2 separate regions of the Homo sapiens genome follow, and region 2 is linked to region 1. Evidence: chromatin contacts called from ENCODE Hi-C or POLR2A ChIA-PET data. All regions are on one chromosome and are shown on one strand. Each heading gives the region's core, a stretch centred on a gene start or an enhancer-like site at or near the end of the contact. The rest is flanking DNA. Distances are from core to core; before and after follow the strand shown.

Region 1 (5,326 bases), core at 984-3,483:
AACTAAACTGAGTTGTTAAAGCTATTACCATTTACGAAAATCAGTCATGCTGCATCATAAACAGATTTTTCGAGATCCACTTAGAAAATCGAGCTTTTCCAAGGACCAATTTCTATGTCAAACTGAATTATAAACTATACACTGGTTAGTGTTTTCTTTACAATGAAAAAAATTAACATTTAGACTTCTAATTAAAAATTCAACCAAACTAAGAAAAAAAACCTGCTTATTGCCTTCCATATACAAAGCACTGTATCAGTCTAAGGTGGAACACCACACCCTAAAAAGGTGAGCTCATCCTGCAAGTCAAGAAAAATAAAAATGGCATTGTGCATGTTTCACAAGAGGGCTGTGGTCACAGCCAGAGCCCTGCAGGTCAAATCATGTCCCGTCAGTAGCACTGATCATAGTTCTGCCAATATCCCCGCCACCAGTCAAAGGCACGCTAGTCTTACTTTATATGTGGAGGATTACTGCATATACTTTGGGTCTGCATTAGTCTTTGGAGTAGGGTATAATTATCAAAGTATGTTTAAAAACACACACGCAGATCTGTTAGGTCCCCTAGAAGAGACTGAGTTCAGATGCATTTTAACTAGAAGATAGAGGTACATTATTTCAAAAAACAATTAATTCGCTTTAAAAACCTAAAACACTGGAGATGATACAAACCTGAGCTGGCACAGTGTATGGGTTTTCAGAGAAGAAAACACACAAACTGCAAAGAAAGCTGGAATTTTCTGCAGTGTTTACATTTTATTACCTGGCTAATGGGGACCATGCTTCCTTTTGTGGGGAAGTGACGTCCAAAGGATTACACAAAAGAAAGGGCACCAAGTTGCTGATATAGTCCCCCGGAAACACAAATAAACAGGATTGGGTTGGAAGCCCTGGGCCACTTCAAAGAAAAAAATCAAGTCAATGGTAATAGTAAGAAATGAAAACAGGCAGGGTAGCTTGCTGTCTGTGTTTAAAACTATTAAACCCGGTAGGTAAAGCCCATTTGGCTTTAAGGTTTTATTAGGCTCTCACAGACCCCATCTCCACCCCCACACACATTGCTAATCACAGTAGACCCCAGCTGTGATTCCCATCCACCCCCAGGAAAGGAGAGGGGGCTTCCCACTGTGAAAGAAAATGCCTTCTCAGACAAGAACTATGCTCCAGTCCTGACTTTCAGCAAGGCAAGCAGGGAGCTTCCTCCATGCTGGGAAAATGGCATACAGTACTTCACCTGCTAGGTACATTAAATTTGTCAACTCTGCTTCACGTCGCGAGTGTAGGGAATGTGTTTGCTTTTTAGATTTCAAATCGGATTAAAATAATTAAGTTTTCTAAACAACAATGCCATGCTTAAACCAAAGGACACGCCCTAGAACAAGAGCTAACAAGAACTAGCCTGACCGGTAAAGTAGACTGAAATATCTATTGAAAACGTTAACTGCTAAAACTGCCTGAAAGGGCTTTTTTAAATGAGAAAGTTTTTTCAGCTATATCAAGTTGAACGAATCCACTGATATTAGGGAAGGCACGTTATTTCAATATTTATATTTTAATCATAAGAAGAAACGAGAAGGAAGAGAAATGGGAAGAAATTTCAGGTCTCCAAGAAACTTTGTTCATTATATTTACTCATCTAAACTTGCAATGCTTGAAATAATCTTTCGTACGTAACCGACAAAACCCAGGAAAAAAACTATACAGTTTGAACTACGGCCTTTTTTTTTTTTCTGTTTCTGAGCTTGGTGTTGGCCACCCAAAGCTACTGCTGCTGCATTTGGTTCAGGTCGGATGCATGAGCCCGAGCTCGTCCTAAACAGGCATTCTGAAAAGCACTGGCTCCCCCGACCCTGTGAGGGCCCATCACGCGCGGCGGCTTTTGCAGGCCGCGGCCCCGAGGGCTTCCTGGAGGCGGCGACGGCGGCGGCGGCGGGCACTCACCGTACTCCATGAGGCTCTGACAGCCCTCCTCGTAGGACCCGCTGCCGCCGCCCTCTTGGGAGCATTTCCACCACAGCGAGGACGTCTGGCCGTGGTCGCTAGACTGCAACCAGCCGCGGCCGGCCAGCGCGATGATGTCGAAGGCGATGGCGCTGAGTAGGAGCAGGGGCAGGATCCAGCGGCAGCGCTCGCAGGCCAGGCCGCAGCGGATCATGTTGACGGGCGGCGCGGGGCCGAGCGGAGCGGAGCGGAGCGGGTCGGAGGAGCGCGCGGGACGGGCGACAGCAGAGAGTGGCCTGCGAGCGCGGGCGCCGCCACAAAAGCGAAGAGGCCGCGGGGAGGCGGCTCCCGAGGACGCCGCTCCGGGCGGCCCCACCTAGATTCCGGTGACTCAGAGCGCGCCCGCCCCGACCTGCCCTGCCGGGCCGGGGCGGGCGGGGCCGCTGGTAAACAGGCTGGGTTCTGGTGACACCGGGCGGCGGCGGAAGGCGGCCCGAGGGTCCCGCGCGTCCCACAACCCTCCAGTCCCGCTCTCCTGGCCTCTCCAGGCGCGTGTTTTGTCTTCCTGGCGCACCAACATATACACTTGTTTATCTGCACAGCGCCAGCCTAATATCTGACCCCTGATGTCGCATCGTGGGGCGGTGGTCAGCAGTGCCATATCTGAGTTTTCAGCAGTGTGAGATGGGTGTTCTAATTGCACCTGTGGATAAAGGCTGCACTCCTTTGGACGCGTGCACCCAAACCCAGAAGCCCGTCCCTGACCCCTGCTGACACAGGTGATCCCTTCCTCCTAGGCTCCGCCTTTGCACCTTGGACCGTGGCTCCCCGGGTACTCTTATCTCTTTGCATGCTGTTCTTTCCTGCTGGGTTGCCAGATTTTGGAAAGCGGAGGCGATGCTGAATTTATCTGTGTATCCTTAGTGTCCGGCACCGTGTTTGGATCTCAAGGGGAGCTCAGTGAATTTGATGAATGAACATGTAATTTAACAAATGCTCGCTTCCTTTCGGAAAGGCTTCATCTGGCTTCCCCAGATAATTTCATGTCGCCTCTGCTGCAGTCCACTTCCTATCACGAATCTCTACCTATTTAAACTGCACTCTCTCTACTCTTCATTTACTATTTTGAGGTTTTTCCAAATAAAAATCATACGTCAGCATGCAACCTGCATTTAGGATCCCCCCTTCGGTGTCCTGGGCTAGCTCCCGTCGCAGTTCTGACTCCTAAGATGTGACAGGAAGGGTGGGGTGGCAGCCAGGTGTGCCGCTGAGGACAAAGGAGTTCTCAGTGTCAGGCACCTCGGTGGCCTTGGGAAAATCACTGAAACATCGTATGGGGGTCATGTCTTAACCCTGTACCTCCAAAGATTTCTTCTGAATCCCCTATTTTTTCTGTTAATTTAATATAAAAGTGGGAACTACTTAAAAATATTTTAAATTGTATTCCAATTTGATATTCTCAATAGAAACAGAATACTCTTTTGACTTATGCCATTTTCTGGCAATTCTTGAGGACGAATAAAAGCATGGAGAAAGTATCTGAAAATACATGAAATAATTTCCCTAGCCTTCATTTTACATAATTCAAGTTTTACATAAACCACGTCATATATTTTTATTACAGGAAAATATTTTCACTTTCAAAGAACACAAGAGGGTGTTCTGCCAAAAGTTAATTTTGTATCGTGGAAGCTGTGTGAAGAAAATGGTGATATTTATGTTCTCAGGGTTTTCAAAAGTAATGAAGATATTTGTTTAATTAGCTATGTATAATATATTTGTGAGAAAAAAAAATTCTTATAAGTCAAATACTGACCAGAAGCAAAGTGGCTTCAGACAAAATGAGAGTTTTGCAGGCATCTTAATATCTCTGGATAATTTTGGACTTGATATATATAATTTATTTTCGTTATTCAATGAAACCATTTCCGATGGGCTTGAGGAAAAGAGCTCATTAATGCCGAGGTGAACACAAAGAGATTAGCTCTTCACAATTTCTGGAAGAGACCACATTGACCCTGGTGGGTTTCCAACAATAATATACCCAACATGTGGTACAGACTCTGGAACCGGATGGTTCAGGTTTACACGCTTTCTCATATTCGCTGTGTGACACTGGGCAGGTTAGTTCAGTTTTTTGTGCCTCCATTTCCTCATCTGTAAGACAGACAGTGCTAACCTCAGTGTTTTAATGATTGTTAAAAGAGCAAATTCATCTAAAGTGCTCAAGATAGTTCCTGCATATAGTAAGGGTTGATGATGATGATGATGATTTTTCATATAGGTTTTCCACTTTTGAACATTGAAAGAGGGGAATGTCCATGTTTCTAAAGGGCAAATTCTATAGGTGAATACCAACTGTAAGTGACTAAGTTATTTGAGACAATGCAATCATTCATCCTAGCCATATTCATAAAATGATGGCTCATAGAGAACAGTAGGCAGTTGGATAGTTCCCCCTGCTGGACAATGTAGGGATTGCGCCTGAGCACTGAGCACTTGGCAAAAATGTAAATTGCACCTACAGAAAGTTTTTTTTTAATTGAGGCTTGACTGACATACAAAAAAGTGATATTTAATATATACAACTTGACGAATTTGAAGATAAGTACATACCCATGAAACTATCACCATAAACAAAAAGGTTTTATTTTTCTAATTTGGGGTTATGGTTATAAAACCAATGACTGTTACCAACAAAAATATATAAATAAATAATTTTAAAAATAAAAATTGGTAGAAAGTAATAGTAATAATAATAATAGCAGCTAACAAACATCTGCTGGAGTTTACTATGTCCCAGTGGGTGTTTCACATCTACCTTATGAGGCATGTACCAGCATCTCCTTCATTTACACAAGGGACTGAGGCACAACGAAGTTAAGTAACTTGCCCAAGACCATGCAGTCACGGAGTGGCAAAGCCAGGCTTCAACCTAGGCAGCCTGACAGCAGAGATAGTGCTATTCATCACAGTAAGCACTCGTAAGAGTTTATGGATGTATCCAAATGTCTCCTTTCTTCCCTTCTTTGGTCCTTGTAAACACCCAAACTACTCCTAGTTATCTCCCAAGCTGCAGTGACATGATCTCCCTGCCACCGTTCTGGGCATCTCTGTAGGACCATTGGGCCTTTGACATGGTTCTCTTGTGGCTGTCCAGTTGAGTCCATGGATGAAGTACCCTCCAGTAGATATGGAGTGATTGAGTTTCCTCTGGATGTGGCAAATGCTCCCACTGTCAACCATTTGGCAAAGATGCAGGGCCTTATTTTTCACATTGAACATTGATGAGATCACGTGATAGGTGTGGACCATTGAGAGTCCTTAATAATAGCATAGCCTGAGTTAGAACCAATAGCCATGATCCAGAAAACCAAGAGTATCT
Region 2 (5,326 bases), core at 1,447-3,946, 55 kb after region 1:
GCTCTCAAACTCCTCGGCTGAACCAATCTGCCTGCCTCAGCCTCCGAAAGTGCTGGGATTACAGGCATGAGCCAACATGCCTAGTCCCCCACATTATTCTCAAAGGCTATATAATATGATGCTTTATGAATATATCATGGGTTATCTATCCATATCCTTGTTGCATATTTAGTTTTCTCTTTTTTTAGAATTGAAAGACACACTGAAATGCTTGTAGAAAGATCCTTATCCATTTCCATAATCACTTTCTTAGGATGAATTCCCAGAAGTGGAATTGTTAGGTCAAAGCTATACCTATGCCACATACACATCCAGGCTCCCTCCCTCCAGGAATGTAGTACCAAGTTACACTCTGACCAGCACCCAAGACATGAGAGGACCTTGTTGTTCAGCTCCTTCAATAACATTTAAAAAATCTCTCAGTCAATTTGATTAATAGAAAATAGCATCTTATTTAAAAGTTTGTTCTCTTTATTAGGCACTTGAACATTTTTTATAAGTTTATGGGGTCATATGTATTCTCTCCTCTGTAAACTGACTTTATATATATTGGCTTTTTTAAAAAAGAAGGAGCATTTGTTTTTTAATTCTTTGTTAAAGCTTTTTTTTTTTAACAAAGCTATTCAAACTTTATATGTCTGACATTAATATAAACATTTTCCTAGTTTGCAGCTTAAACGAAATTGTTTTTAATTGTAAAACTAGTAAATACTTTAAAATAGATTCAAAAATATAAATCCACATATAATTAAGATTTAGAGGTATCATCTTTTCTTCCTTCAATCCATCCCTCAGAGTATCATTTGCTTTTTAATTTTGTATGAAACTTTTGGCATAAAGGTCTTAAATATTCAAATAGTCAAATCTATTGACCTTTTTTCCTTCAGTTTCTGCCTTAGTTTGTTAGAAATAATCTTAATGCATTAAGATAAGTATATTCACTTATGCTTTCTTCTAAACTTTTCATCATTTAATTCTTAAATTTAATTTTTAATACATTTGTAATTTATTTTGCTACACGATATAAAGTTGTGATCTATATATTTTTCCAAATAGTTAACAATTTTCTTTAACCCAAGTACATTATCTGCTGCGGCGTTTTTACTTTTTTTTTTTTAAACCTTTCTTTAAATGATGGCTTCACTGGGCGTGAGGGTAGCGGTAGAAGCATCCTTGGGGGCTGGGACTTTGTAGGTTTTGCCTCCTCAGTACCAAGAGCGCCGAAGGAGTAGTCTGACATCCCCATGTGTTGGACACCCTCCAATGGCAGTCCCTCCCCTGGCTGACCCCCTACACCTCGGATTTCGGACTGCTCCTCTCAGCCTCCTCCCTGGGCCCTTGCTCCTGTACCCATGATTTGAGAATTAGGGGGGCCGTCACTCCCTCTCTTGTGCAACCTTTGTCAAACTCGAGGCATCAACAACTCCTATATTTACCACCCTTCAAATACTGGCATCCCTCCCAGAGCTCTATCCTGAGTTCCTGTCCATAAAAAAAATCTACAAGTATCTCATTATCATTTCAATCTGAACATGTTCAAAACTGAACTCATATATCCCCCCTAATCCAAACCCTTTTTATCTTCTCTTCTTTAAAGAATGGGGCCACCATCCTCCCAATTTCCTAAACAAGTAACCTGGAAGCCATCCCATATACACCGTCTCTCCCCTATTGTGTCATTAAATCCTATTGTTTCTACCCTTCAATATCTCTTGACATACTTTCCTTTATTCCCCTTCTACCCACCCTTGGCCTAATTGGTTTCTAGATTCCTGCAGAACCTTTGTTCTCCCAGCTGCCAGTCTGCCCCTCTGCAGTCCATCATCCTCACTTCCACCACAGGAACATTTTCAAAGAAAAAGGAAACACGGGGTGCCCTGTCACACTGCCTTCCCCACCGCCCGCGTGAGTCTCCTGGGGCTCCCCCTTTTCACCCCAATGAGAAGCCCTCTGCTGCGGCGGCCCTTGTGCACCACATTTTTCACAGGGCAGCAATTCAGCGCAAGAGAGGATGGGAAGGGGAGGAGATAGGGGTTTTTAGAAGGGGCTTTGGATTCAGGACGTGTTTGGAGTCTAACTCTTGTTGGTCTGGGAAGTAACCCAGCCTCTCTGGGCCTGGTTTCCTTGGGCATATCAAGCTCTACCCCAGCCCCACCGCAGCCCACCGCCCGCCGCGTGTTGAAAGCTTGACTGGAGTTTCCCTGCAGGCAGGGGCACAGTGTGTGCAACGCTGCATCGCCCGAGCCTGGCACAGGGAGTGGCCCAAAAAAGCTGTTAGTGACTGAACGCAAGAATTTTCCGGTTAGCAGACGACGGGATGCAGCGGGCGCGGCGCCTGCACCACGCTGGGGGTCCCGGTGTCCGGGCTGGGCCGCTCCGACTCCGCCCGCGGCCACCGTCGGCTCAGGGGGTGCGAAGACCGCGGCGAGGCCCCTCCCCGCCTGCCTCCCGCCGCCCGCCGCGGACCAGGCGCTCCCTCCCGGCGGCTGGCGAGCCAGCTCCGGACATCCGTCCCCACCTTTCCGCTAAGCGCGGCGCCCGCGGGGCCTGCCTCGGCGGTCAGGTCAGCGGCCTCCAGCCTCACTCTCCGGCCCCAGCCCGCAGCCGCCGCCGAGCGGAGCGCACCTGACCCAGGCGGGCGGGGCGGGGCGGCGGGCGGGGCGCGGGGCTGACGTGGCCCGCGGCATGGAGCGGGCGTGATTCATCAGCATCCGCGCCGGGGCGGCATGGGGGCGCGCGCGGCGGCCGCCTAGGCGCCCAGGGCCAGGCAGCGGCGGCTTCCCCGGCCCGGCTCGCCCGCGCTTCTCTCCCTGTGGGCGGCGGCCCGGCGCCTGGAAGGTCAAGATGGAAGAAATCCTGAGGAAGCTGCAGAAGGAGGCGTCCGGGAGCAAGTACAAAGCCATCAAGGAGAGCTGCACCTGGGCCCTGGGTAAGCGTCCGGCACCTGCTCGCCGCGGCGGGAGGGCCGCGCGGCCGGGGCTGAACCCGCGCCTCCGCGCGTGGGGCTTTCGCGGAGCGTCGGTCATGGGTGCCGTTCTGGCGATTGCGAGAGTCGCCTCGGGAAATTGATGTGGGATTTGAGAGTCTTGGCTCGGGCGTGGACATCAGCCGCCTCCCCTCCGGTCTCTTTCACTCTCCGAAACCTTCCTCGGGAACCGCTGTCCTCCCTGCCTGGCGGCCCCCTTCTCCTGGTCCCGGCGCTGGGGACGATGCTTCCCCATCGCCGAGTTAGGCAGGACCCGGAGCCGGTGCGAATCCTGGGGCCTGACAGCGAAGCGCCTCTGGGGAAAAGGGAAGTTAAACCAACAACCCCGATGTCGAATCCTTGGCGAGTGGAACCAGGAAGGAAAGGCTTGTTTAATTTGATTTTCCTGATAGAGGTCAGCTTGCTTAGTGTTAGCTTTCCTGGTTATTGCACATGAAAAATAACATACGGGCGGGGATCATGTTACCTCTGCAATTCTGTTGTGGTCTGCCCTTCAGACAGGTGGGATTTTAGGGCTGTGAGCTGTGCTAGCGTTGAAGTAAGTTCCAGGGAGCAAATTTGTGTTTCTCATCAGACTCAGGTTGCAGAACTCAGCAGCGGAAAAAAACGGAAAGACATTTCAGTTAGGCGGGGTTTGGGCAATCAAAATGGTCAGGATGGTAATGCAAATAGATCAGAAGCATACTTTGGGTGATGGTGATGCTTTTTAGAAAGGAAAGGCCAAGAAGAAGCCAGCGCAGCTAGCTCTATGGGCTCCTCTCTCTGCCTTGCTGGAGCCTGATGTGATGCCTCAGTTGCCACTCAATTGAAAAATGAAATTGACTCCCTTTCCCTTGCAACCAAGAACCATCACTGTCTGTCATGACACTGTGTGTGCTTTGATGCAGCCTGAGATAGAGAAGAGCCTTTAGCAGGTTTTCCACTAAATGTAAAATTTTGAGAGTGGTTTAGGTGACTCTTAATATGTAGATGGTCTTAATTCACATATGTTTGGGTGTGTGTACAGGTAATTATAGCAGCATCTTTTTTTAAACCTGTGCCTATCATCACAAAATTGTCTAGAATATTGTCTAGGAAGTTTGTCTTGTAGGTAGAACCAGCACTTGACCATTCTAGCTTACTGTTAAAGAAAAATGGACCAGAAATCTGAGAGAACAGCAAGGCTCTTAAAGCCACAGTACTATTTTTGCCGTTGCCATTGTCATTCAGCAGCGTGATTCGAAGCTAGATTCCAAAATGCCTCTAATGAAGGGTCACAGATGGCTGGGTAACATGATAAAGCAGGGCCCAATTGTGCTTTAAACATGCCATTCCTAGTATTCGTTATTATTTTGCTGCAAATTAAGCAGATTTAGATAAACAGGGAGGAGGAGATTAATCTAGTATTTTAATAAGTTTAAATACTGACATCAACATCTTATTAAGTGAAACCACAACGTTGCTGAGTTTAGGTCCTTTAAAGCCACTGGGGAGGCTGAGCATTGAGGCAGGTAAATTTTTCGAGTCAAATCTGAAAGAAACCAGCCTGAGTGGATGTACTTCCTTTCCCAGTGATTGTTCTGTCATTAGCAAGACAAGACAGAAGTGCATGAAATAGTTAAATAATAGTGCAGGGCATTCATTGTGCAGTTGGATTGGGCAAACCAGGAAAACAAGTCAAAGAAGGGAGGATAAATGTGTTGTCCATGGATTGGGGGAGAATTGGTGTGAGCTGGTGGGGCTTTTGAAGTAGATTTCACTTGAAGAATGGGGAAGCTATGGGTTCCTTCTTTCCGTCGCTTCTTTATTTAGGAAACATTTATTAAGACCTCCCTGGTAATGAGCAATGGGATATATGGATGAATAAAATGTTCCCTGTAAGGAATTTGTTAGAAGGGCATGCTGGAGACATGAACAAAGGCCTATAGGGATAGGTTTTCCTGTTGCCTTTCCCACTCCAGTCCATTTCCACTGCCCGTCACTGTTTAGATTACAAAACACCTGTCACTCTTCAACCCCCCAATTTATTTCTAGATTAATGTGTAAATTCCTCAGAATGCTCTTCAGAATCTAGCCCCAGCCTCTGTTCTTGTCACTCCCCAACCAAGATTCAACAATCTAGTGGCAGTCAGCTGCAGCACTTTGTTGAACATGCTGTGTGGCACACTTCTCTCTTTGCCTTTGCTCTTGCTAGTCCTTCTGTAGGGAATTCCCTTTTCAGACTTGGCAAGGTCCATCTTGTTTAGGAAACATTCCCTGAGCTCCTCAATAGGATAAGTTGTTTGTCTGGGTTCAGATCCTTGCCTTGATGACTCTCTTAGAGTACCTACTATTTTGGATAATAGTTGATTGTGTGCACAG

What was found. Hi-C counts contacts between places; a loop is a spot of excess contacts on that map. ChIA-PET counts read pairs that join two places held with the same protein, here RNA polymerase II (POLR2A). Pooled maps may share reads with other maps.
Region 2: a map of naive thymus-derived CD4-positive, alpha-beta T cell shows a loop between it and region 1 (2.1-fold over the local background). The contact joins the promoter of ARFGEF3 here to the promoter of PERP in region 1. A Hi-C loop is called at or near these places in 7 of 168 maps with a recorded cell type or tissue (Caco-2, chondrocyte, dorsolateral prefrontal cortex and 3 more) and 8 of 50 pooled maps. POLR2A ChIA-PET finds 5 or more read pairs at or near these places in 6 of 52 experiments (CD4-positive, alpha-beta T cell, HEK293, PC-9 and 3 more).

Annotation. Positions count from the first base shown.
Region 1 is chr6:138,105,186-138,110,511 of GRCh38, forward strand. PERP (p53 apoptosis effector related to PMP22) reads right to left here and starts at 2,234. Exons shown (of 3, transcript NM_022121.5): 1 at 1,942-2,234. The coding sequence starts at 2,155. RefSeq lists a silencer at 2,363-2,412.
Region 2 is chr6:138,159,243-138,164,568 of GRCh38, forward strand. ARFGEF3 (ARFGEF family member 3) reads left to right here and starts at 2,697. Exons shown (of 34, transcript NM_020340.5): 1 at 2,697-2,929. The coding sequence starts at 2,845. RefSeq lists an enhancer at 2,506-3,476 and a silencer at 2,570-2,799.